2 separate regions of the Homo sapiens genome follow, and region 1 is linked to region 2. Evidence: read pairs that join two places in POLR2A ChIA-PET (ENCODE). Cell type or tissue: CD4-positive, alpha-beta T cell. All regions are shown on one strand. Each heading gives the region's core, and the rest is flanking DNA. Links, peaks and the distances in the headings are about the cores only.

Region 1 (12,414 bases), core at 4,247-12,246, 130 kb before region 2:
CATCATGCCCAGCTAATTTTTGTATTTTTAGTAGAGACGGGGTTTCGCCATGTTGGCCAGGCTGGTCTTGAACTCCTGACCTAAGGTCATCCACTCGCCTTGGCCTCCCAAAGTGCTAGGATTACAGGCATGAGCCACCATGCCTGGCCAACTGGAACGATTTTAAAGGAGCTGGTATGAAGTTTTAAAAATGTTTCACACACCAAATGGTATTCTTACTAAGACTGGCTGTAACTATTTAAGGTCAAGGTCAACCACTGCAGTTGAATAATGTGGATTTCAACCCATTATCTTCTATTACTATTGCAGAAGTCTTGCTGCCCTTGGTTTTAAAGGGCTTACGTTGCATACTCACCCATGAAGCTTACCTGGGCCATATCATCTAAACAGTTGAAAATGTACTTTCTTGCTTCTTTTGACTTAATCCCTGTCTCTGCTTCATGGTCATCTGGTGTCTGTCAAGAGAGGCAAAAGCCAATTGGTAGCGTGACTTAGCTCCTCATCACTGGGACTCAAGCCTTGGAACTCCTGTGTCTCACAGAGGGTCTCTTTCCCACATTTCGGAAGAGATTTTGATTCTTCAATGACCTGCACACCTGCAATTCCCTTCTCTCTTCATCCACACCAACCCATCCCTCCTCCTTCCTATGCACACGTGTCAGGGGCTGGCTCCGGGTCAGGTATGGAGCAGTCTTGCTCCATACCACAGGCTGATCAAGGTATGCCACATCCTCGATCAGCTTACAGCCTTCTCTGAGTCTAAGGAATAAGGCAAGATTCCATTGTGGAAAAGCAAAGGGCTTTCCCATGCATTTTCCAATTTTATTTAATAAACCCTTATGCACATAGCTCTTGCTACGTGCCAGACATTGTTCTAAAGCACATTTATTCATTTAATAGTTTTGACAACCACATTAGGTAGCACAGTTACTATCCCCATTTTCCAGATGGGGAAACAGGAAGAGAAAGCTCCAGGCACTTGCCATGGTCACATGGCCAATAGGTGGCAGCTGGCCCCAGAGTTTGTGGCTGGGCTGCCCCTCTATTGGTGGCTGAGACACAGACCTACATTCCCCAAATGGCTGGAGATACTGCTGTTTCCAATTACTATGGATTTCTGTACTCATCCATGAGGTAATCCAGAGGTAATTCGTCTTCAAAATCTCACTCAAGGACAGCACACCTGGAGCGGCTTAAGTCCTGGGAACAGCTGGACATGTGGGACTGAGGCTCTTCAATAAAACACAACAGCAAACTCCAGCCTCACCCTCCTCCACCGGAGGACTCTTTTTACTGGACCTGACCTTGACACTCACCCTCACAGTTGCCAAATGCCAGGCCTCCCATCAATAGCCTGAGTGCTTGCTCAGTTCCCAAATCTCTTTTCTCAGTCTTTTGTGACTACTGGATATATATTATCTTTAAACCATATTAGGATTTGGCTGCAGATTCCATTAAAAAAACAAATCCAAAACAACAACAAAACAAACACCCACCCACCCTGCTGCAAAAAAAGAAATACCTAAAATGAAACATATTTAAGACTTTATTATTTTCTTTTTACCAGGAAAATACTTTGATTTTAATTGCTAGGCACAGATCAAAGTGAAAGCAAACTATGTTTCTGTTAAAGTGAAGCCCCTGCCCCCGGAGTTTCAGGTTTATGGTTACTTGTGTGAACCAGACACCTCCCTGGGCCTTAGGATATTCCCATGGGCTCACCAGGCAGCCTCCTTTGCCTGGAACCCCTCTCCCTAACCCCCATCACCCCAGCCGCCACCCCACACTTCTATACTGGGCAAACCCGCTTCATTCTTCCTTTTCTTTTTTTGAGACACAGTCTCACTCTGTCGCCCAGGCTGGAGTGCAGTGGCACAATCTCAGCTCACTGCAACCTCCGCCTCCCAGGTGCAAGTGATTCACGTGCCTCAGCTTCCTGAGTAGGTGGGATTACAGGAGCATGCCACCACGCCCAGCTAATTTTTATACTTTTAGTAGAGACGGGGTTTCACCATGTTGGCCAGGCTGGTCTCGAATTCATGACCTCAAGTGATCCACCCGCCTCAGCCTCCCGAAGTGCTGGGATTACAGGCGTGAGCCACCACGCTCCCTCTTCATTCTTTAGGGCCCAGTTCAAATGCTCCTCCTTGCCCCTCTGCTGCAGGCAGAATTAAATGCTCCTTCCTCTTGGCACCCACACCCATTCTTGACCAGGAACAGGGCCCTTACTACAGTGGGCGGGAGCTTGTGGCACATGGTCCTGTCTCCCTCTGGACTGCCAGCTCTCAAGGGCAGAGTGGGGTTCGTTTCTCTCCCTAGCACAAATCAGACAGTCATCAAGGCTTATCGGATTAAATCCTGGGAGTTCAGCAATCATAAGGTTGGACTCTCACAGGCGGCGATAGGCCAAGGGAAAGAGGGGCTTCTGAGCATTCAGATTCAGCCATACCATGTATTAACAACAGCACCCCCAGTGCCCTCATTTTGCTGACTGAATCAAAAGCTCCCCACTAATGGGTCTACGGCCCTCTTCCCTAAGCGCTGGGCCACTGTGAGGAGTGGAGGAGACGCTCTTCCTACCTTCAGTCTCCACAAAGGATATGGTGAGTCCGTGTCACGGTTGAAAAACCTAGTTGTCTTTGTCCCGGCGCTTAATAAATATTCAGCAGGCAAACCCTGTGTTTGTGAAATATACCGAATCTGCAAGAAAAGATAAGAATGAGGTCAGGGCTTTTCCTGTCACTATACATATGGTATACTAATGGCTCTGCTGGCTTTGAGAAAAATGAAAATGACAATTTTTGTAGGGAAAGAAGTTAACAAAAAAGAGAAAAAAGAAAAAGGGAAAAGAGAAAGGAATAAAGAAAAAATAGCAAGGTTAAGGGAAGCAAGGTTTGGGAGACAACGTGACATTCCACAGTCCCGCCCATTTGTCATGTAATCAATGAAATGCTAATCCAGGCTATTTTCCAGATGAAGAATGAGGTCTTGTGAATATCTGTGTCATCTGGACCCACCTGATCATACTCCGAAGCTCCTGGATATAACGGCCAACCCAGGAACAATTCTGCAATAACACAGCCCAGGGACCACATGTCAATTGCCTCACAAAATGGTAAACCAAGGATGATCTCAGGGGCCCTGAAAAGGAAGAATGGAAGAAACCATTAGCAAGTTGGAAATGCAGGAAGCTGTTTCTATATGAATACTATCTTTCAAACCTGGGGTGCCATTACTGACTCCTCCTCTGAAGGGCCTGTGGCTCTCAGGAGAGGCGCTGTGCTACAACAATCCTTCCATTCTTTGGCTTGGTCCCCTCCATTAGTGGAGGGCCCACTTGGAAGGTTGGCTGAGATGAAGGATAAGTCTGTGTGTTTAGAACACACCTACAGAGAACCACGTCTACTGACTTCATTACCTTCACACGCCAATCAGATGAGCTAACAACCATTTTAGAGATATTCTGAAGTTATCTTTTGTAGCTGAAAGTCTGGGAAACTAATCTTCAGAGAATGCCTGGTTTTTACAAAGGAGTTCTGAAACGCAGGTCTTCTATTTTCTTCTGTCTATCTAGAGATGGGAACTCACTATGTTGCCTAGGCTGGAGTGCAGTGGCTATTCACAGGCATGATCATAGCTCGCTATAGTCTTGAACTTCTGAACTCAAACAATCCTTCTGCCTCAGCCTCCTGAGTAGCTGGGTCTATAGGAATGCACAACCACACCTAACTCGAGGTATTCTATCTTCAGGAAGATGTAAAACAAGCTGTCCCCTTCCCAAAATAACGGGATTAAGTCCAATATCTGTTTATGCCAATTATCCTTTCTTAAGAATTTACATCACACTTTCTTAAGGAAACATTGCTATTTTTTATTAGCTTCTAAAAAGCTAATCTTCTTAGAAGTTACCTAATATTACAATTATAGAACCCCATTCATGAATACAGAGTCTGGTATCAACCAGGATTCCAGCGTAAACTCCATGAACAACCTGTTCCTGAATGCAGGAGTTCTGTCCCTTCAAGGAAATCACCTAAACCCCAAGAGAACATTTCACAGGGAGTTGGTAATCAACACTAAAGAGACCACCCAGGTACATCTTCTTTTCTAAGAATCTGTCATGATTAGGTAGGGGTATGTTTTGGACAAAACCAGGCTCAAAGTTTGAGATATGAACACAGCTTATGTTTTTTTAAAAAAATATGTCTCAAGGCCAGGCACGGTGGCTCATGCCTGTTATCCCAGCACTTTGGGAAGCTGAGGCAGGTGGACTGCTTGAACCCAGGAGTTCAAGAGCAGCCTGGGCAACATGGCAAAACCCTGTCTCTACCAAAAACAAACAAACAAACAAACAAACCCAAATTAGCAGGGTGCGGTGGTGTGTGCCTATAGTCCCAGCTACCTGGGAGGCTGAGGCGGGAGGATTGCTTGGACCCGGGAGGTGGAGGTTGCAGTGAGCTGAGATTGCACCACTCTACTCCAGCCTGGACGACAGAAATAGACCCTGTCTCAAAAAAAAAAAAAAAAAAAAAAAAGAAAGAAAGTAGCTCAAGGCATTCTGCTGATAATGAAATGCATTAGCCTGATTTTTGTTTTCTCTATAAATTTTCCACTTCACTAAGAGATGGTAGAAGAGGCTACTTTCCTACCCTTTCTGCAGCCTGGAGTGGGAGTGAAGGGAGCTGGGGAGACCTTTCTCTTGGTTACCTTTCACACACCTAGCATGAGAGTGGGGAGGAAGAGGGCGATCAGAAACACCCCCACTGGTCTTGGATCTTCTAGCTGAATTTTTCTCTACTGAAAAAGTACCTCCTCTTCCCCCTTTAAATTTGTTCTCATTGCTAATCTTTTTTCTTTATATAATAGTATTGAAAAGAAGAAAACAAACAAAACCCAAAAATGTCTTATTACCAAGTTCTGATTTTTCACAAGTAAAATGGAGTTTGGCCAGGTGTGGTGGCTCATGCCTGGAATCCCAGCACTTTGGGAGGGTGAGATGGGAGGATCACTTGAGCCCAGGAGTTTCAGACCAGCCTGGGCAACAGAGTGAGACCCTGTTTCTTAAAAAAAAAAAAAGGGGTTAGGCGCAGTGGTTCAGGCCTGTAATCCCAGCACTTTGGGAAGCCAAGGTGGGAGGATCACTTGAGGTCAGGAGTCCAAGACCAGCCTGGTCAACATGGTGAAACCCTGTCTCTACTAAAAATACAAAAATTAGCCAGGCGTGGTGGCGCAGGTCTGTAATCCCAGCTATTCAGGAGGCTGAGGCATGAGAATCGCTTGAACCCAGGAGGCAGAGGCTGCAGTGAGCCGGGATCGTGCCATTGTACTCCAGCCTGGGTGACAGAGTAAGAGTCCGTCGCAAAAAGAAAAAAAAAAAAAGCCAGGCATGGAGGTGCGCACCTGTGGTCCCAGCTACTCAGGAGGCTGAAGTGGGAGGACTGCTTGAGCCCAGGAGTTTGAGGGTGCCATGAGCCATGATTTGCACCATTGCACTCCAGCCTGGTAACAGAGCAAGACCCTGTCTCAAAAAAAAAAAAAAATTTTAGTTTATTCCTTTCCTCACAACTAGAGACTGGGTACTGGCTACTACGTGCTTCTAGAGTACCAGTCACACTTGCCGGTCTGGGCAGCAGAAGGAGTGACCGCTGGGGGCTGGAGTGAGTTGCCTTGTTGCTATTTAATGAACCTTCCGTTGTCCCCATCGCCTGCTGCTGGGCGTCTTCAGCTGCCAGTGTTCTGCTTGGCACTTCACCCCCTTTGGCCTTTGTCTCCTTTGGTCCCCACATTGGACTGCGCATGTATTGTCAGGGGCCACTCTTACTCACTGGCACTGATGAGCTGGGGATGCCTGTGGTGGCTCCAAGACATGTCCCTGCTGCACCCTTGTCTTCCATGTGACCACGAGCCCACCACCTGCCTAGGCCACCTGTGTCAGTGTTGGCCACATACCAGGGCCCCCAGGTTCACTCATCATTGTGTGTAACTGATAAGATTACTGCCAGGTTGCCTCTAGCAGTGCCTTTAGAGATCGTTTCAGTTTATTTAAAACATCACATCCCTTAGAAAAAAGAAGGGACTATCTGTTTCAGGTTTTTTTTTTTTTTTTTTTTTGAGACAGAGTCTTGCTCTGTTGCCCAGCCTGGAGTGCAGTGGCATGATCTTGGCTCACTGCAACCTCCACCTCCTGGGTTCAAGCGATTCTCGTGCCTCAGCCTTCCAGGTAGCTGGGATTACAGGCACCTACCACCAGGTCTGGCTAATTTTTGTATTTTTAGCAGAGGCGGGTTTTCACCATGTTGGCCAGGCTGGTCTCAAGCTCCTGATCTCAAGTGATCCACCTGCCTCAGCCTCCCAAAGTGCTGGGATTACAGGCAGGAGCCACCATACCTGGCCAGAAAAGAAGGGAATATCTGAAAAGAACACTACCAAAAAAAGTATTATGGTGTCAGAACCTGCTTTTCTCTCTGCCCTCCCTGTTCTAGAGTCAGGGGTGGCCTCCTGCCTCCTCTCACGTGGATCTAGGCCTCTTCATGGGAGGAGAGTTTTGGCCTGGACTGCTGGCTCAAGGATCAAGCACATTCTCACCTCTGTCCCCCGATTCTTGTCACCTGGCCTCTTGGCTGGCCCCTGCCCTCTTGCAGCCTGACGTTTGGAAGTCTGACGCTCCAGTCTGTAGGTTTGGATGTTTGACACTCAAGTAAGTCTTAGGAAGGCCGGTCTGGCCCCAGGGGACTTCTCTGAACTTGACTATGGGCCTGCCCTTCCTATCAGGTTAGTTACGTGGTTCTCATGGCCCGGAAGGCTGTTCCTAACCCACGGAAACCTCGTTTTCCAGTTTCCATTCCCCAGTGATGAACAAGGCAGACTGCAACAACTAAAATGGCCACACAAAGGCACTTTAGTGATGTTCTTTAGCAGGAAACACCAGACATAGATTTTGACGACTGACGTGACATGAACGGGGCCTGGGAAAATTGCTTGTAGTCCACCAAGAAAATGAAATGGCAGCCATTCACGGTACCATGATACGTGCCGCAGAATGTTCCTGCTGCGACCGTAAAGAACAAATGCCCAGGCATCTGGCTAGGTGGCTGGGAGACAGTACTGTCTGCGAAGGCCTCTGATGCTGCGAAAGCCACATCAAAGCACACAGGACAACTCGAGTCGAATACAAAACGTGTGTCACAGAAAGACACAGACATAAAAATCGAGCCGACACAGCACACCACATGCTCTAGCGGCTCCCACGTTAGAAAACAAAGCAGAACACAAGAACAAAACAGAACACAAAAAACAAAACAAAAGCCCCAAACACAAACCTTTCCTAATCCCTTCGTCTCCCAGCAGCTGCTGCCCTAGTTCTCAGCTCCCCTTCAAGGCCCACTCTCTGGAGAGAGTCATCTCCCCCTGTGGTTCCCACCTCTTCACCTCACAGCATTTGCTCAGCTTCCTCTAATTGGAGTTGGACACTCTGCGTCACTGACGCGCTGCACTTGTTGAGATCAGCAGTGATCTCCACGCTGTCACATCTGTTGATCAACTTCTTAGCTCTGTGACCTGGGAGCCACATTTTTTTCACGCGGGTGATCATTCCTTCCTGCCCTGAAACACTTATTCTTGGTTTTCATGACATCGCTTGCTCCCCATATCTGTCCCGCCTCTCTGCTTGTGGCTTGCCCATTTCCTTTGTAGGCTCGCCCTCTTCTATCCAACTGCTGTGTGTTGGCCAAGTCCTAAGCCCACCGTCTTCTCTCCTTCCACCCAGCCCTAGATAATTGTTATGGGTTGAATTGTGTCCCCCTAAAAGTTATGTTGAACTCCTAATTCCTGGCACCTTGGCATGTGACTTTATTTAGGAATGGAGTTGCTGCAGATATAATTAGCTAAGATGAGGTCACACTGGAGTAGGTGGGCCCTAATCCAATGTGACTTGCATCCATATCAGAGGGAAATCTGGACATAGATACTGACACAGCAGCAAGATGGTCATGTGAAAAGGGAGGAAGAGATTGGAGTGATGCTGCCACAAGCCAAGGAACACCTGGAGCCACCCGAGGCAGGAAGAGACAAGGAAGGCTCTACCCCTGGAGCCTTCAGAGGGAGCATGGCCCTGTTGACACCTTGATTTTGGATGTCTTTTGTTTTAAGCCAGATATTTTGTGGTACCTATTTCAGCAGCCCTAGGAAACTGACAGTCATCTTACTCGCTCCATAGGTTTAAATTCCATTTGTATTCCCAGGTTTGTCTCCATCTTGGAATTCTCCTTCTGGCTCTAGATTTGCATTCTGGAAGCCTGGTATTGCCTCTGGAATGTCTCATAGTCATCTCCAATTCCACACGTCTAGAAGGGAACTATTCTCTGATCCCCCTCTCTAAACATATTCCTTCCACTGTCCTCCTCATTTTATGAAAGGGAACCACCACCCTCCAGCTGCTTAGGCAGAAATCCAGGAAAGATGTTTGATTTCTTCATCCCCACCATCTATCCACTAACATGGCCAGCTCCAAAGTCTCAAGTCAGCCCCTGATTCTCCATCCCCCCTGCCGCAGCAGTGGCGCTGGTCACCCCTGCGTCACCTGGAGCTTCCACTGCAGCCTTTCCACTTGTCTCTCCCTTCCTTGTGCCCACTTCCTCCATGGCAGCCACAGGGAACAGATGGCACCCCACCCCCTTGCCGTAAGCCTTCAGGGGCTCCCCACTGGACTTGGAATGAAATCTAGACCCCTCCATGGCCATGGGGCCTCCACGATTGGGACCCTGCCCACCTCTCCACCATCACTGCCAACCACTCTCCTAGCTTAATACGTTGCAGGCCCGTTGGTTTCCTTTCCATTTGCAAGAGTACCTGGAGCTCCTTTGGAGCCAGAGTCTTCGTGGGATGCTGTTGCTTCTGCCTTAAATGCTCTCCCTGCTGGCTGTCACATGGCTGCCTCCTTCTCATCCCTCAAATCTTAGCTCAGCTGTCACGCTACAGACAGGCCTCCCTTGACACCAGTTAGTCTTCATATAGGGTGCCATAAATGCCACTTCACAGCACTTTCTTAACCTGCTCACTGTCTGTCTTCCCTGACCAAGTCTATGAGGGCAGCGCAGGCATTCGGTAGCCACTCATTAAGCATTTGTTGATCAAATAAACCTTTATTAAATATAAGAAAGTGTTAAAATATGGATTAAGACAAAGCTCTAAGGCAGTGCAGATAAAAGAGAGTAGAAGGGCTGAATCATTATGCAGCAATCAAGGTTTGGGCATGAGGGGGCAGGATTTAGCCCAAGGAGGAGCAGAAGCTGAGGCTCAGAGAGGGGCACGAGCAACCCGGCTCACACTCACCACAGCAGGGCAGACAGCAGGAGTGCCAAGGACACCTACTTGCAGGTGGCCAACAAAAGAATTACAGCAAAAATGACAGGGAGGAGGAACAGGAGGGCTAGAAGTGGCACCTGGCTCATGCAGGGTTAGGACTTGGGACCTCAGGGATTTAGCCCAAACCTCTTATTTTATGGCCATTGTCATTACGCCCTCTAGAGCCTCCACCTTAGCTCTTATGTTGAAGACTTTATCCTGCGCAGTCCCACTGCAGCATGCGAAATCACATGCTCTTCCATCTGGGCCTCACTACAGCCACCTGCTGCTCTCTTGCCTTTGGTTTTAACCTTTTCCAATCCACTCTGGATCCCTCTCCCACCCCTAAGGGTGCAGCCTTTTCTCTGCACTCATGAGACATGTTTCAGATACAGCCTGCTCCCCTCCCTGCCCGCTTCCATTCTTCCTTATTCAAACAGACACTGCCCACTGTCTCTGTGCTGGCTCTACCAGGTGACAAGCATACAAAGATCAATGACATACTCAGACCAGATTGGTCCAATAAATACTAACTGAGCACCCACTGGCCCCACAGAACCATCTTAAAGAATTTCCTCATCGCTATTTTGGGACATCAGAAATACTTTAAACATATATATGAAGTGTCAGACAAAATCTGCACCTAAGAAAGAGGACTCATTCCTTTCCAACATTCCCAAAGCAAGCCACTAAACATTCTTGTTCTGGAGAAAGAGAGTAAATAATTGTCTTTTTTTTTTTTTTTTTTTGAGACAGAGTCTCACTCTGTTGCCCAGGCTGGAGTGCAGTGGCGCGATCTTGGCTCACTGCCAGCTCCACCTCCCGGGTTCACGCCATTCTCCTGCCTCAGCCTCCTGAGTAGTTGGGACTACAGGCGCCCACCACCATGCCCGGCTAATTTTTCGTATTTTTAGTAAAGACGCGGTTTCACCATGTTAGCTAGGATGGTCTCGATCTCCTGACCTCGTGATCCGCCCGCCTCGGCCTCCCAAAGTGCTGGATTACAGGCGTGAGCCACCACGCCCAGCCAATAATTGTCATTTTTGACACACAAATACGTTTGCATATCTGCCTCTACTATACCTCCTGGAGGGCAGGGTCTGCATCTCACTTGTCCTTGATCCTCAGCCTGGCACACAGAAGCTGCTTCGTAAACAGCTGCTCAACACCCAGCCCATAAACCCTCAGGTAAGGGAGGTAGTTCCCCATTTGGCCCCCAGGAATCTTTGGGGACTTCAGACCATTTTGCTGGGATCTGATCTTGCAGAGGCCTTGTCCCCCTGCTCTGCTAGTCTATAAGGCTCTGAGGTCCTAGAAGTTCAAAGTCAAGTCTAAAATGTTTCTTTTCATCCAGCCCACCTGAAGCATGTTGGATGGTTGCTAAAGCATGCTTAATCTTCAGGGAAGCTCATTCTGACAGTCATTCTGAGCCAGAATTTGTTTCAAGCTGTCCTCACTCACTTATTAGAATATTCAACCACCATTTACTAAGTGTTTCCTCTGTGCCAGGTACTGTGCTGGGTGCTAAAGATCAAAAAGTAAACCAGACCCTGCAGCTCTTCCAGGAGTTCACCGTCTAGCCAAGGTAGCAGCATAGCGACATCTGACATACAATGTGTGAAGTGTGTACATAGTACACAAAGATGGGGGAAATTGGAGGAGGAGAGAGAAAGCAGGATGGGCTTCCCAGGAGGAGTCTGAGCTGAGCCTTAGTAAGTGGCCAGGCAGGGGTGGCTACCACACACAGAGCAGCGCAAGTCCCCCAACCCCCATGTCACTGCTGTATCTCCAGCGCCTAGCACGCAGCCTGGGCATGTAGGTGCTCCATACACATTTGTAGAAGGAATGAGTCTATGTCAAGTGCACACCCTCAGCAGTTGCCAGTTTTCCCTGGAGCTGGCAATGCCACCTTGTCAGTACCTCCTATGTGAGAGGCAGACAGCTTGGCCTTTCTGTTTCAGAGTTTACATGGTTTTTTGGGTTGATCATCACATGTCGGTTGCTTCCACAGGGGCTGTTCCTGTTCTCGGTTCGGTTTCAGGCAGGTAGGGCTGCTGGTTCCTGAATACTGTGAGTGAGCATTTCCAGGTTCTGTCATAACTGATCTCTCATTTGCTCTTCCTCACCTTCACTGCTACAGCTCCACCCCATGGAACCATCTTAAAGAATCGCCTCATTACTATTTTGGGACATCAAAAATACTTTAAACACACATGAAGTGTCAGACAAAATCTGCACCTAAGAAAGAGGGGGATAATTTCTTTCCAACATTCTCATAGGAAGACACTGAAAATTCTATCTTTCTAAAGAAAGAGGAAAAACAACTGTCATTTTGGACACCATCAATATGGAAGCTTTGATGATTTAGCTCCACTCGCTCTCTTGACTGCACACACTGAGAAGCATTCCCAGATCATGTCCAGATCATATGACCCTGCAGGGGAATGGCCTCCAGTGGAGGTGTAGAGGCTGCAGAAGTCAAGAGGGCGTGGCCCGCACTTGGGATCCCAGTGTTCACCGGGTTGAATCCCAGCCCTGTCAGGTACTGGTTGTGTACCTACTTCTGGGTACAGGTATGAAGACTAGGTTAAACAGAGCATCATAGGGGGGCACCTTGCAGAGGCCTGGCATAGAGTAGTCAGCTGAACAATACTAAACCACTTATCTATAACACGTCTAAGTCCATGTGAAAGCAATGAAATAAACAGATCATCCCTCTTCCTTATTTTTTTTTTCTTTTTGAGACAGGGTCTCGCTCTGTTGTCCAGGCTGGAGTGCAGTGGCACAATCTTGGTTGACCGCACCTTCCACCTCCTGGGCTCAAGCAACCCTCCCTCCTCAGCCTCCTGAGTAGCTGGGACCACAGGCACATAGAAACAGGGTTTCACCATGTTGCCCAGGCTCTTCTTGAGCTCTTGAGCTCAAGCAATCCTTCCGCTTCAGCCTCCCAAAGTGTTGGGATTATGGGTATGAGCCACTGCACCCAGCTTCCTCATTTTTTAAAGCCACTTTCTTTCTGATATGGAACACTCTGTTGAAATACATTAAAGCATATACACTAAACAACTGTTT
Region 2 (16,067 bases), core at 4,740-12,739:
AGCATGAACCCTACTGTGAACTGCGCATGCGAGGGATCCAGATTGTGCGCTCATTATGAGAATCTAACTAATGCCTGATGATCTGAGGTGGAATGGTTTCATCCTGAAACCACCCCCACCCCCAGTCCATGGAAAAATTGTCTTCCACAAAACCAGTCCCTGGGGCCAAAAAGGCTAGGAACTGCTGCTCTAGAAGAAACACCAAACGTACCAAGATGTAAACAGAAAAAAGTAAAATTACAAAAGTACCCAAAGGAACTGAAAAATATGAGACAGGCAAAGCCTCTCCAACTTTGACTAAAAATACAGAAGCCATAAAAAAAATAAATTTGACTACATAAAATGAAAGAGACTTCCAAAGGGCAAACCACCACCACTAAGTAAACCAAAACATGCATGATCAACTGGAAAAAAAATGCAACTCATAGCAAAGACTATACATAAAGAGCTTTCAGAATAAAGAAGAAAAAGACCAACAACATAGTGGGAAAATGTCTGAAATTCAAAACACACTCCACATAAAAATAAACACAAAATGACATTTAAATACATGAAAATATGATCAACCTTACTTATAATAACAGAAATATAAATTAAAGCTATAACAAAATACCATTTCTCACCTACCAGCAAAAATCCAAAAGTTTGACAACAGATTCCATGGGTGATGTTCTAGGGAAACAGGCACTTTCACATACTGCTTGCATGAGTAGAATACGGTATAAACCCTACAGGAAGAATTTGTCAATAACTTTTAAAAATGACAGATGTATCTGTCCCTTGACTATATAATCCCATTTCTAGGATTTCATTTCACAGATGCACCTACAAAAGTATTAAATGACATGTCTACAAGGTTATCTATTACAGGTGATTTGAAAAGACAGAGGATTAGACACAATCCAAGATTATGTTGTTGTGCCATCATCACACATCAACAAAATGGAGTACTCTAAGGTTATAAAAAAGACTGAAGATAATCTCTATGTACAAATATGCAGAGTTCCAGAATGTATTATTAAGAGAAAAAAGTTAAGACGTAGAACAACAGACTGTATGTGTTATGTTATCCTTTGTGTAAGGGAATAAGAACACACCCATACACACACTAGAACCTCTAAAAATGAAAGACGCAAGGGTTAAGCGAGATACTAAGAAAAATGGTTATCTACGAGGGAACAAAGTGCATAGGGCTCATCTGCAAAACAGAAATAATAAAAAAGAAAAAAAACAAAGTTCACAGGTTAAGACTTCATTGTGTATACTTCTCTATATTGTTTAATTATTTTAACTTTCCAATATCAAAAGAAATGTAGAGAGAATGATTTAACAATTTTTCACATACCCATCATCTAGATTAAACATCTACCTAGTTGTTTTTTTTTTTTTCTGAGACAGAGTCTTGCTCTGTCGCCCAGGCTGGAGTGCAGTGGCGTGATCTTGACTCACTGCAAGCTCCACCTCCCAGGTTCACGCCATTCTCCTGCCTCAGCCTCCCGAGTAGCTGGGACTACAGGCACCCGCCACCACGCCCAGCTAATTTTTTTGTATTTTTTAGTAGAGACGGTGTTTCACCATGTTAGCCAGGATGGTCTCAATCTCCTGACCTCATCATCCGCCCACCTCGGCCTCCCAAAGTGCTGGGATTACAGGCGTGAGCCACCGCACCCGGCCCACATCTACATAGTTTTGACCCTTCAGCCACGTAATGCATTACCCATCTTAAAAAAGCTCCATTCAAAATGTCCTAAACTGAAAAGAAACTGAATGATATGAGCCTAACCATACATCAAACTGGGTGACATGCTCTCTGAGGAAGAATTTATTTTTAGGAATTTTAGAACACAGTATTTTTAATACATACCCTTAGTGGAATGCATTTTAAGAACAAAACAAAAATTACAAAGAAGTATTAAACTTTCCTCTGTAGTTCCATATTGGTAATAATATAAATATTGGTATTTCGAAACTACATTCTTTACATTTATAGGTTAAAGAAAAAATAAAGATTTTTCCATACCAGAAAAAGGGAGTTAAAATAATTACTAAGGAAAGTGAAAGCATAAGGATTTTAAAACTAAACTGGACATGTCCACCTGAACTCTTAAATTTTAACAGTATATATTTTCCAGCTTTGTCCACTGAAGTTCTCTAGAAACAAGTCACCTCTGCACCAATAACCACCCCCAATACCCTGATTGTACTCTCTAATACCATTGTCCCATACCACTGAAAAGTACAAGATGAGCTTGGGGCATTTGTGCCATGAATGAACACAGATTTTCAAGATTATAGAAGTTCTGTCAAAAGGTCACAGGACCTAGCTGAAGGGGTCTCACTGCCTAAAAGTTGTAACAAAAGAGTAATGATTAGAACACACCAGATCAATAAAAATCCATGAATGTATAATGTTAGAAAGACAGAAAAAAACCACGTGTTACTACGTGAAGTGGTTATTAAACTCCTTACTGTGAAAGTTAATGGGGAAAGGGAAAGCATTAGCACAGATCCTGCCTTTCCAGTGGGAACCATGTGTCAGGGTAACCAGACGGCCCCAGGCAGTACAGGAAAGCTCTACTTTATAGAAGAAATGAAAGAATTACAGAAACATTTCCCAAAACCCAAGGAAGGTATGGTTCAGGCAAGAATGACCACTGGGTACAAAACCATTAAGTAAACGATTTGTATGCAAAGTTATACCACACAAGTCACTTGCTGGTCTCTAGGGGGAAAGTGTAACTGGACGATGGTGGGTTCAGGCTGTCACAGCCCTAGACCAGGGGTCAATCTCAGCATCCCCAGTAGTGGGCCTTTTTAGTAACAGTGAGTGAAGCACACTGAATTAGCTCTGGTGAGATCTAGTCAAAAACAACTTGAATCCTGCAAGCTTTTCCATACAGGAAATCAGAGGATGGAGAAATAAGCCTAACCATAAAGAAGCAACCTCACACTCTAGCAGGTCAGAGGTTCTGGAGGCAAGACCAGCAACTGGTCTGCTGCTTCAATAAGAGACTGTGCTGGATTAAGAGACTAAAAGGAAGTTACAACCAGACATAGGGCACGATACTCGATTAGATGGTGATTTCGACAAACCAGCCTTGAAGGGTATTTGAGGGCCAGTTATGGAAATCGGAATAGAAACAAGGTATTAAACGAGATGAACTTTATTGAAATACAAAGTTGGAGACTGTCATCCAAAAAAATCAGATAATAAAACAGTAATACATCATTTTGGTTAAAAAAATGTGCACACATCTATGCATACAAAAAGACCTAAGAGATGTAACAGTGGTCATTTCTGGACAGAGACAGAGAGAGAGAGAGAGAGAGACTAACTGTGTGTATGTGGAGTGTTTTGCTTGCCTTTATTTTCTAATTTCCTTTAATTAGAAAATGTTATTTCTGTACTAAATACATAAAAAAGCAGTTACATAAGGCTTTAGGTTTCACTAGTAATCTACAGAAGGTCATCTTAGAAATGATCTGTTACCTTTCTAAAATATGCTAAGTGGCCTGTCCATCAGTGGCATGGAGGATTCCTGGAATGACTTGGGAACAACCCCCAAGTTGGAACTTCATTGCTTAGATGATTCTCTGACAAATCAAAGATTTCTTCCCCAGATGGTGGCAACACTGTAGAAAGAACAACAACTAGCACCGACAAAGTCTAAGAGAGATGAGGTGATGGTTTGAGAGAAGAAACAAGAGCAAAGTCAATTTTTAAGAGGGGTGCTGAAATGCCTCCTCAAGCAAACTTTACCTCCACTTCCTCATGTGAAAATGTTACCAGCAAAGTTCCAAAGCTCTAGGGGAAAAGTGAGACCAGCAGGATTGAATGCAGCACTCAAGTCCCAGGGAGAAAACTTCACACCAGATATACCTGTTCGCAGAGTGTCTGTCTCAGAATCACCCTTTGACAATACGGATACACGTGCACACCCATTTACAAACTCACCTATCAAGATGTCTTTTGCTTTTAATCATCACTGTCAATTTTTGAAGATATACTATACACTCTAAAAGGGTGGCAATTTCCTCGATTGCAGTTTCATACAAAAATCTGTATGAACAAAAGCATGTTGTACAATCATTCACTGATTTGCCAAGTTTTCAGAAGTGTCTATAATGTGCGTGATGGTAACGGGGTAGAGAACACAGAGACAACCACAGATGGGTTTCTATCTTCATGGAGCTTGCAGCCTAATGGGGAAGGCAGGTGGAAAACAAATATGCCCAAATAAGTGGGTTCATGAAAATTGTTAAGTGTCATGAAGGAAAAGAAGAGGGTGCTCTGAGATGAGAAGAGGGGAATATGATTTACACTGGAGGATCAGGGAAAGCCTCCTGGAGGAAGTGACATTTGAGGTGTGACCACAGAGTGAGCATGAATTAACCAGGCTGCCAGGCAGGAGAACATTCCAGGAAGGGAAGACTGTTGTGTGGGAAAGGGTGCTGAAGCAGGAAACAGCTGGGAACAGTCACAGAACTGAAAGAGGCCAGGATGGGGCAAACAGAGGGGAAGACTGGTGTCCAGGGAGATCAGAGAAGCAAGCCGGGACTGTGCTGTGATCCATGCTGTTCAGGATTCAGGATTTTCTTCCAAGTGTGATGGAAAGCAGTTGGACATCTGAAGTACGGCAGTGACAGAATCTAATGTGCACTTAATATCACTATGGGAAACTGGCTGGGGAAGGTCAAGAACAGGCATGGAGGGACAAGTCAGGAAGCCAGTCCAGATGAGACATTATGGTGGCTTAGGCTAGCTACAGGGATCCAAACTACAGACTGGACACCAAATTCAAACCCAAGTCTGCTTTTAGGAGTAAGATTTTGCCGGAACACGCCCCCCCCCCCACACGCCCCTCCCACCACGTGACTCGTGTATGTATTGTCTGTGCAGCTTTCACTCTACAACTTCAGTAACGGCGGCAGAGACCAGATGGCCTGCAAAGCCTCAAATATGCACCACGTGGACCTTTACAGAAAAAGTTTGCCAACCCCCAGACAAGGGATGGCAGTGGAGACAGAAATGGATGGCTTCACGATAAACAGTCTGTCGTCATTATTCCTGGATTCCACATTTGCAAATTCACCTACTCACTAAAAGGTGTTTGTAACCCCAAAGTCAATACTCAGAGCACTTTTGGTCATGCCTGCGCATGCGCAGAGCAGCAAAAAAGTTGCGCTGGTCAACACACACATTCCCAGCTGAGCTCCACAATGGTGACACTCTGCCTTCCTGTTTCAGCTCTTATACTATAAACAAGTACCCTTTCAACTGTCTATATAGTGCCACATTTTTTTTGCATTTTGGTGTGTTTTGTTGGTGATTTTGCTGTTTAAATGGTCCCCAAGCACAGTGCTAAAGTGCTGCTTAGTGCTCCTAAGCACAAGAAGACTGTGATGTGCCTTATGAGAAACGCATGTGTTAGATAAGCTCGTTCAGGCATGAGTTATAGTGCTGTTGGGCATGAGTTTGATGTTAATCAAAACTATATGCTAAGATATATGTTTAAACAGAAACACACATAAAACATCATCACACCAACATATGTAATGCTATACCAACGTACAACATCTACCAACATACAACATTATTACACCAACGAAACTGATACTACGTATTGATCAGTCAATGGAAATATGACCAGAGGCTCACAGGAACCTAACTCTGTATCTCCCTTAGGAGTAATGATTCAGTATTCACTAATTCAGTGTTCCTGGCGACTTTAGAGAACACAGCTATGGCGAATGATGAGAATGGCTACACCTGGGAGGCAAAAATCAATACAATTTGGTGATGGGTTAAATGTTAAGTAAAACAAAGTCAAGGATGACTCTGGGTTTCTGATGTGAACTACTGGGTGACAGAAGGTGCCATTTATGGAAATAAAGAATTCCAGAACAGCAGTATATTTCAGGGGGTTGACCAAGATGTTTCCTTTGAATGTGTTAAGGATGAGATATCCAAAGAGAGAGGTCCAGTAGCTTGATGGCTTTATGACTCTGGAGCTGAAAAAAGAAGTCTAGGTAAAGATACAACTTTAGGAGTCCCTAACAGATAGAGGGAGCATTGAAAACCTGGGAATGATATGTCACCTGGCGAGAGGGGTAGAATGACAGCAGGGCCCAGGCCTGAGAGCAGCACCCAGACAAACAGGTGGGTTAACTCAATTTTTCATCTTGGTGGTTTGATTTGTTTAATATAAAAGTATTATACTTTAGGCTTGGTGTGGTGGCTCACGCCTGTAATCCCAGCACTTTGGGAGGCTGAGGCAGGTGGATCACCTGAAGTCAGGAATTTGAGACCAGCCTGGCCAACATGGTGAAAGGCTGTCTCTACTAAAAATACAAAAATTAGCCGGGCATGGTGGCGGGTGCTTGTAATCCCAGCTAATCAGGAAGTTGAGGCAGGAGAATCTCTTGAACCCAGGAGGCAGAGGTTGCAGTGAGCTGAGATCATGCCACTACACTCCAGTCTAGATGACAGAGCGAGACTCTGTCTCAAAAAAAAAAAAAATTAAACTTTGGCAAGGAAATTAACCTGGTGATGTATCTAGAACCCAACAGATGTTCAAATCCCTTGACCTAGTATATCTACTTTGGAGGACCTATCCTAACATCTAGACAAACCTCAATGTTACATAGAATTACACTGAGGAATAACTCATGATAGTAAATAACCTTAACATTTGGGGAATGTTTATGCTGACAAGACTAATAATATTTTCCTCTGTGAGTTCATCTACAGCTTCTAATCTTAGAAATTTCAACTCCTCCAGAGGTTTAATAAATATCCACTTCCATTTCCTTCAAGCTTTTGTAAAAAGCTTTGTAAAAAAGTGGAACGTTTGTCTTTATCTGCTAAAACGCAAGCTGCTTCAGGGCAGGAATTTTATCTGTTTTGCTCAATGCTGTACACTTGGCACCTAGGAGAGTCCCCAGAACACTGAATGTATTTTGAACATATTTTTGTCAAACCTCACATTTTAATCAGGCAGAATTTACATTGGTGTAATGATGTGAGGTGATGATACCCACTGAGATTTTTCAGATTGCTCTCATATAGTCCCATTCCCATTCAGGTAATCAGCCTTCCTTTCCCCATGGCCTCACAGCACCTCCTCCATCTTCTGTTAAATGCTCACAGACTATGGAACCTGAAATCTGCCTCCCCCCTTCTGCCCCATGGATGGGTCTGTCAAATTTTGTCCCAGATTTGAAGCATTATGGTTTGACACTGGATAGAGCTAACCCCTTCACCACTCTTATGGTCCATGCCTAACCTATGTCCTACCACCTTATCTTTCAAGAAAAGCAACAGAAATTGGTCTCTCAAGTTTTAAAATACTTATCCAGATTTTGATGAAAACAAAGACCATTGATACTTGGAGAAGAACCAATGTATTTACAAGTTGCCCTCTCTCATCTAGGAGGGATGAGGAAGAGTCTCTACTGTGCAGCTGGTGGTCAGGAGTCAGCTCTGGACTCAGACTGCCTGGAGTCGATCCCATCTCTGCACTCAGGAGCTGCCTCACCTGCCTGTGCCTCTGTGTAACACTGTGGAAGTGGAACCTCTTTTGAGTGTTACTACAGGGATTCAATGAATTCACACATGTAAAATCTTAGTGCAGAACTGGCAATAGCAAGTGTGCGGTATTAGCTGTTATGATCATCTTCCCATAACATGTTTTTCCTTAGAGGTCTCAGTAAGAGTATTCCTGAATATTTGATATGTTTTGCTCTCAAAGGGGACTCATGGCTTGGCTGCCCTCTACCACATTCCTACATGCCAGCCACAGGTCCAAGTGCTGTACATTCACCACCTCACTTGACCCTGTTTGATGAACAGGACAAATGGAACAAGAGTGTCACAGAAATCTGTGTTAGCACCTTCGGTCTCCAGCTTGATTGCCTCTTTTCCAAGGAGGATCCCAGATCCTTCTTACCGGAGTCAGTCTTGCACATGGCATGGATCACTCTAACTTACCTGCAAGAAGCAGGGTGGCCTGCCAGTGAAGATAAGGGCATGCGCTGGCGACAAGTGGACTGAGGTTCAAACTCTGGCTCTACCAATTACTTGTTATGAGTCCTTGCATACATTATTTCATATCTCTAAGCCTCAATTTCCTCTTCTGTAAATGGAGAAAATCATAGAGCTCTTAAATATTAGTTAATAATAGTGTATTACTATTGTGAGGATGATATTTGGCCCATTTTATTCTGGGGCCCCAAGACCAAACTGGATGAACTACACAGACCAGCTGGCTCTGAATGAACAAGAGAAAGTGGCTCCTGCACTTTGTGACCTTCCCTGAGAAGATGTGAAGGCAGGTGAGAGGAGAGGAAGTCGGAGGCTGGATCTGCATGTGCCTATGGCTTCTGGAAGTCACAGCCACAAAAGGCAGTAGAATTGCGAAGAATGCTAAGGCCAGGTCCCTGACTCTCTCACATCCAAGAAAAGCTTTCACCAAAACAACCACCATCTGATTCTAAATATTTCTGACTTTTTGTTCTGAATGTACTCTTCCAAAACAATGGTCCTCAACTGGAAATGCAAATGCTCAAGCCTACCACAGACCTACTGAATTAGAGACTCTGGGGGTGAAACCCAGCAATCTGTTGTAACAAGCCCTCCAGAGAACTGAAGGGCAAAAAGGTTGAAGAACCACTTCTTCCAGACAGTCCCTTACACAAATACACCCCAAAGAAGGTTCTGTGTGTACATCCACTTAGACCTTCACACCTACAAGTAAAACAAGGCAAATACACGCTCAAGGAACACACAGTCAAAGAATAAACAGGTAGGTAAGGGAGCCTGGCTCTGTGGGTAGACAAGTGGGAAAAAATAAATAGGTGGAAGCAGAGAGCAGAGACGCCATCAAAGAAGGATGGTAGGAGAGGCCATGGAAGTCAGTGGCTGAAACCCACAAAACATAACAGCTGTCAGAATTACCAGGTTCTCTGTCAGGTTTCACCAGCAGAAGGAACATACTGGTTACTGAACTACTTTGGCAAGCAACAGGAAATGGGTCAGTTTCATCAGCTTTGCTTTAGGAAGCAATCATATGTATGAGACCAAGGTTGAGGAGGAAAAGGAGAGCAGAGGATGCAGAAATGCAACCACCAGCCATATAAACAGGAAACATTTCAAGTTGCCTTTGTTGCTTCAGTTTTTGAAGCAAGGTGTCCCCTTATCAGTACTGCCTTTAGGACAGGGCAACAAGGGCTCAAGCCCTGAACCTCATTGGGTCAAGGCCCAAGCTCACCCCTCCCAACATGGGCTGTGCCCATTCATAGGCTGAGCACCCACCCTCTTCTTCAAGACCAGGCTCTGGGTCCCTGGGGCCATGAGATTCCCTGCCCAAAAGGCTTCATGCCTGCTTCCAGGCCCTTTCCCAGGGCCTGTGGGTGTACATGTAGACCTGGAAGGTGGGCAAGAGGCACCCCAGTTCCAAGCGGAGGTGGGAGTGGTCGCAGCTTGGACACACAGACCAGGAGTAGAGAGAGAGAATTGGGTGGATGGCAGACTGGGGGCCTCGCTTCACACTCTTGACCCAAGACCCACAAATGTCAGGGCAAGCTCACTCCCTAGTTTGTGTCTTATAACCGTGAAAGTCTGAGTGTTCAACTAATTTCAAATGCTGCTCATCTGGACTGAAATGCTTCCCAGGCAGGTGGGGAGTAGCCCCAGACAGAGACTACAACAGGACCCTATCTGAGGTCAGACTGTCATGCCTGGAGACAAGAGGCAGGGCTCAAGTTTTGGTGATGTCAAAGAGATAAAATGACTTTAAACTGTACCTTGGGAAATCAGTTTTTTTTTTAAAGCTGCTTAATGACTTAAAAGTGCTTTGAGGTTCTGTGAAACTCATCATGATCGTACTGACTTCTCTCCTGTGATTTTTGTTGTTGTTGTTATTAAGTAGCTCATGGTGACAAGCTGTGAACTTTCTCAGGGAAACACAAGGAACCACTGAGGGCACTGTGGCCTTGCTTTCCTTGGGACAGAGGGAAACACTCCCTGCAGGAGGGGCTCAGTGTAGCACTGTGGGCTGCAAGGGGACCACGAGAACCAGAACTCAGGAGCTTCCGTATGCCTCTGGGGAAAAAGGAAGTGGCTCTGACAGCCTGGTAGGAACCACTATACCTGGAGCCCCACCTGGCAGTGCAGCCTAGCAAAGCTCCACTCGGCATTCTGGAGTGTTCTGGGGCTTCTGTGCACACTGCTACAGGGGAAGGGAGAGGAAGAGCCCTAGCTCTGCTCCCCCAGCACACATAACATTGGAACAGCCTCTTCATTGCTCTGGCCTCAGATTCTCATGTGTCAAAGACTGAATAATAACGCATGAAGACCCCACCAGGGTTATACTATGACCCAGTCAGATTCTGTGAAATGCGAGTGAGCCTACAAAAAGAGATTCTTTAGAAAAACAGAACATCATGGTATTGCCAATCCCAGCAAGTTTTCCTGATCCTAGATCACTGCCATAAGGTGTGGGGAGGAAAGCAAAAAGAAACCAACATTTATTGAACCTCTGGACCAGGCAAGCCGACAAGTGCTCGATGCGTGTTCTCCTGCACCACCCCAACAGCAGCCCTGCCCCAACTCCACGGCCGCAGTGCCTTCCACCGCACCACAAGGCCTCCCAGCATGGCCCACCTCCATCTCCACGGCCGCAGTGCCTTCCACCGCACCACAAGGCCTACCAGCATGGCCCACCCCTGGCTGTCTGGTTCCTTCTATTATACCCAGGCCAGTAAAAATTACCTTGTTCAAGTATCATTCTGATAATATCGGTCCCCTTCTCCACACCACAAAATGTCACTTGAATTAGAACCCCTTTTAAACCTTTTAACAACTGATCCCAAACACTTACCATTCTCATCTGCTAGTCTATTTTGTGCTTACCACTCCAGCCAAGCAAAAATTACTTTGCAAATGAATTCCATTATGCACTCTGCTTATTCACCTTGTTAAGCCAACACCAGAGCTTTGCCTATTGCTGTTGTCTCTTTCTATAGGAATACCTCATTTATCCGACATCCTTGGAAAGAAGCTATCCACAAAATTGATCTACATAAATTAATTTCCCTCTCTACCAGAAACTTAACCATTTAAGCAGCCTTAAATCCTCTTTGGAGTACATCACTGTAACAAGCAAATGAAAGAATTTCTTTAACCACTGACTAGTGGAAGCATTTCTGTAATACATTAGAGAACCTCCCAGGCTCAGTTAACAGAACATAATGAAACTGATGAATCTTTTCCTGATGGTACAGGTCACACTTAATGAATAATAGTAATGACACTGTGCTGGAGCTGCAGAGGTGAGTGGTTCAGGGGAAAAGGCCGAAAGCACGTGTGCATTCTCTCTTGGTGCTCCTTCTCCCTGTCACGAGTTCCCCTGACACTTACTATCCTCCAGAAGTCCCTGCTATCCGCTCAGATTCTGGTGAGTAGATGCCGTGACACAGAATTCAGGAAGGTGTAACTTGCTGTCTTTCTGTACAGTTTCAAAAACGTACATGCTGGTTTTTGTCAGAGCCCTATAAATCTTTCATTAGATACAAAATAAACAAATTTTAAAAGAACACATTTCCACAATCGGCAATAAGCTGGAGTTTTCCAAATCTCCCTGCCCTGTGACTTTTTAAAATTTTTTAATTTAATACTCACAACCTCGGCATTATAACCCTGTGACTTTTAACAGAAATCCAGGCACAAACACCATTAAAATTTGCTTCCTTAATGCTATGAAACTATAAGTTCTATATTGTATAGAGCTGGCTTCTTATCATAAGCCCTTGGACGAATGATTTTACTTGGGAATAACGATTCCATAGGTTGAATCAACAGGGAAATATTAGTGTGAAGGAAAATGGTAAAAATACACAAACAAACCCTTTGTTCTTCAAGATGCAAATCTGTGACTGTGTGAAGCCAGAAGTGCTTTCGTAGTCAATGTCATGGAAGGTTCTATGGTGATCTCTCACTGCGGATGGACAGAACCACCTGGAGGAAAAATACCCTTGTCCACTCACATATTAGGCTGCATTCTTTTTGTGACAAAGGTTTTTATAGAGTCGACAGCATTAACACATGCAGAAGAATTGATCAATCTTAATTCTGCTTAAACACAGTGGCATTTAATTGATCAGAACCTACTAAGGCAAAAGTACTTAGGCAAGAATTGTTAAAACAGACTACTGTCAAAAACATTACAAATTTGTTCAATGCTGTATTCAGAAATAAGTAGCTATAAAACCACAAAGATATTTTGGAGTTTCAAAGGTTTTCTGCCTTTTCTTTTTTGGCAATGATTTTACTAGCTTGCTTTCTAAGGGCAAAGATATCTGTCAGAAAAAACACAACCTGCAGTGATGTCGTTCATTACATCTTTTGCCTTTTCCATTGGCTTTAAACCAAAGAGAGGGAGGACTACCCTCTGAAAGTCTGACTTGTAACCACTCTCATAAACACCTAGCTCACTCACCTTGGAGAACCTAGTAAAACAGGTATGGCTTTAGCTGACTCAGAATCTATAACGAATTTGACAAACGGTCCCTTCTAAATGAGGATGACCTGACACTGCTCTGAATCATCAAGATTCTTCTGTGTGCTTGCTCTTCTTTCAAGTGTAGTTCAAGTTTTTATACTTATGGCCTCTGCATTCTGTTTGTCAGATCTACGGGAGATAATTAAGCAAGATTCTAAAGAGTTGGAAGTTGAGGGGTGAAATGCAAAGTGATCAGTGGAGTCAAGCAGAAGGTGGCTTTGTTGGGGTGAGGGATGCCAGATACAAGTACAAGAAAAATAAAGACGGCCGAAATGAATGCGAGCTACAGATGAGTCACCAATCCAGGGCTGCGTAAGTTATAACTTAGATGCATTAAAAGGAACAGTCAATTCCAGAAATATTTATGAAGCGCCTACTAGGTTTAAGGAACTGCACGGCTATTGTAGGGGACAAAGATGAATCAGACATGGTTCCTGCCCTCCAGGGGTTCACGATGATGCAAGAACCCTGAAGTCGTTTTTCTCTTATATGCGGTACTAATGAGAACATTATTAAAGAGCTGTATTCAGTTTTAACTGCCACCATTTTTTTAAATAGGGAGAAACTAGAGAGAGTTCAGAAGAGAGAAAGGAGATGCTTTCAGTGACACAAAACCGGCTCTGTGAGGAAAAAGCTAAAGAGACCCAGTTATTATCTTTAAGTATATGAAAGGTTTTAGAGAAAGGAATTGAGTAAAAGAAAACAAGTTTGAATGACAGCAGGCGAGATTTCAGCCAGGCCCAGGAATTTCTTGACAATCAGGTTAATAGAATACTGGAATTGGTCACTCAGGGAGTTCCAACTGCCCTTTCCTGGAAAAAATAATTAAATAAATAATGAACTGACAATTTCAAGTCACAGACATTCACCTTCCTGAAGACGGGGGTGAACTATATCTGTGTCAAGGTCTTCTGCTCTGGGGCTCTATGCCCCTGAAGCTAGGTCAGGCTTTTCTTTTTCCACAATTCCCTGAATGATCTGCTCTGGGTAAGTAGCCACTGAATGCTTCGGAGTGACAGCCCGATCTATATCCCCACCACCAAGTGCCACACAACTACCTGGAATACAAGGTCTCAGCCAGGCGAAAAGGCTGGGAATCAATTCTCCAACAGCCACATATGATGCAAGAGTCCACTCGCAACAAAGCCTACGACACACCAAATATCAGAAACGAAAGTCTCTGAGAACTTGTGCAAATAAGAAACGTATTTGCATTGGCAAGGATATAAAATTTAAGTAACAAATAGAAGAAGACAGGATCTTCTGCAAGTTACAGACAGTAATATTTATGGACATTTCTAAGAAAGCTTGTAATGAGTATTTTCTACACTCAGAAACACTTTTTTGAGTCTACGTAAAGAAAACACTTCAAGAGAGATAGGAAAATGGGGTCTTCCCACTCTTTATTTATTTATTGAGAAAGACTCTCGCTCCATTGCCCAGGCTGGAGTGCAATGGCACAATCTCAGCTGACTGCAACCTCCGCCTCCTGGGTTCAAGCAATTCTCCTGCCTCAGCCTCCCAAGTAGCTGGGATTACAGGCACCACCACCACGCCCAGCTATTTTTTTTTTTTTTTGTATTTTTAGTAGAGATGGGGTTTCGCCATGTTAGCCAGGTTGGTCTCGAACTCCTGATCCACCCGCCTCAGCCTTCCAAAGTGCTGGGATTACAGGTGTGAGCCACTGTGCCTACCCAAGTCTTCCCATTCTAGCTGAAGAAAGCATAGGCATGTTAGAAGTATGAACTGCCACTAAAAAAAAAAAGGAGAAGAAAAAATTCCATCTTGAATCAGACCCATGGTCTAGTGAGTCTATGCTTCTTTCACTTCCCCCACCCTGTAAAGTCAGGGACAGGGATTAAGATTTTGTCATTTCGACAAACCCAGAACCTGCCACAGGGCCTGACACACAGCAGGTCCTGCATAAATGTTTGCTGAATGAATGCGTTAAAGATGGGCCCTCGTCTGTCAAGAGGTGGAACATTTGAGTTCATGTGGGTGAAGGGCGCAGGGCGGTGCACAGCACAAAGTCAATATGGCCTAAGTCACAGTGATCACCGTGACCCTCAAGCATCTGGGTTTCTTTTATAGGAAAAATAAAGATCTGCCTATACTGTAGGTTTTTCTTTTCTTTTTTCCCCCAAAAGAGAATAGCTATATGAAATGGAACTCTTGCGAGTTTGGGCCTTTCAAGTTCACATCCCATCGGTGGTTATATAAAGTCTACTGCCATTATTCTGAAGCCCGTCTTTGACACCAACCCAAAGTCCTTGAATTGTCATCAATAAGACTACCAGAAAGCACAGGCGAATTACACGTTCAGAGAACAATAAGAAATGCTCACATATCACACCCTCTTGATCATCACTACTTTGCTCCACACAAACCTCAAAGGTGGTTCCCCAAGACTGGTCTCTATGGGAGGAAGGGAGAGAGAGAGAGATGAAGAAATATAAAACATAAAATACAAAGAATCTGAGCCCCTGTAACTTACAGAAAGCACCAAATTGTCTTTTGTAGGAAAATGATGTTTAATGCATGGTGAGGCAGACCCTGGCTTGTGGTGGGCGAGGAGCCTCCCCTTGGAGGAGGCTCTTGGTGAACCACCTCTGGGTGCTCCCTTGCCCAGCCTGCTGCCTTGTTTAGGAATGGATCTTGGTTAACGGCAAAGGTTATCTTTCATACTTGGGGATACTTTCCAAGAGGCACAGCTGCAGCCCCTGAAACTCTGCCCCAGCAGTTTATTTCCACATTTTTCAAGTAGCACAGAAAGTGCCACTATAGAAGAGAAATTCTCTACCTGAAACCAGCAGAAGCTCAATGCAAATAAAGAATCTGGAAAGGTCACAGAGGGAGTAAAAAGAAGGTTCTTTCTTCTATGGCTATAGGGGGTTTATTGTTGCTGGTGCCCAAACTGGAAAGGGAATCGCAGGAGATTAATAATTGAAATGTTGCTATTATTGGTTTTCGAAACTATTTGTGGGTTATTCTTTCCCTGGAGTCATCATGTCTGTAAGCATCTCAGAAGATAGAGGGATTTAACACACTCTGAGAAGATGCCTACTACAGCCAGGGACTTTACGTGCACTAGTTTCTAATGGAGTTCCTGCACAGTCCAATAAAGCCCAAAGTCGTATCACTAGATTCAAACTCAGGTTTCTCTGATTCAAGTATCATAGCACATTGTCTGAAATCAAGGATAAAATTAAGGCACCTTACTCACTACTCAAATGTGGCGAGAAGAAAAGCAACATTTATACTTACTCATTTTTAAAATATAAAACCTAAACACAGGAACAGATATTTTAGGGCATGTGTCATCAAACTCTGCTAACCCAAGATGATTCAGAATCTCATTTCTTGGTAGACAGCTTGGTAGATAGGCATCTTCAGGTCCATCTGATGATGAATTGCAGCAGACAGTTTTTGGAAGTCTGTGAAGTGTTCCTTTACATAAGCCAATAGTAATCAACACAGCATATCTCAGGGAGAGGAAAACATAAATAA

Evidence for each region. ChIA-PET counts read pairs that join two places held together with the same protein. Peaks named below come from ENCODE experiments on the same cell type or tissue, not always from the same donor. Only the 100,000 strongest peaks of a DNase experiment are listed, where the experiment ranks them.
Region 1: POLR2A ChIA-PET joins it to region 2 with 10 read pairs; 10 of 35 experiments call an interaction of 5 or more read pairs at or near these places.

The regions. Positions count from the first base shown.
Region 1 is chr7:139,628,585-139,640,998 of GRCh38, forward strand. HIPK2 (homeodomain interacting protein kinase 2) reads right to left here. Exons shown (of 15, transcript NM_022740.5): 3 at 3,018-3,141; 4 at 2,581-2,700; 5 at 369-455. Among named protein-coding and RNA genes, the nearest start is that of CLEC2L, 110 kb to the left of the region's middle. In CD4-positive, alpha-beta T cell, for the core only: no CTCF peak of the experiment used is centred there; DNase peaks (open chromatin) are centred at 7,137 and 7,497; H3K4me3 peaks cover 1,035 bases; H3K27ac peaks cover 1,371 bases.
Region 2 is chr7:139,758,630-139,774,696 of GRCh38, forward strand. All of the region lies in intron 1 of HIPK2 (homeodomain interacting protein kinase 2), which reads right to left. Among named protein-coding and RNA genes, the nearest start is that of HIPK2, 11 kb to the right of the region's middle. RefSeq lists an enhancer at 15,143-15,322. In CD4-positive, alpha-beta T cell, for the core only: no CTCF peak of the experiment used is centred there; DNase peaks (open chromatin) are centred at 9,042 and 9,832; H3K27ac peaks cover 3,662 bases.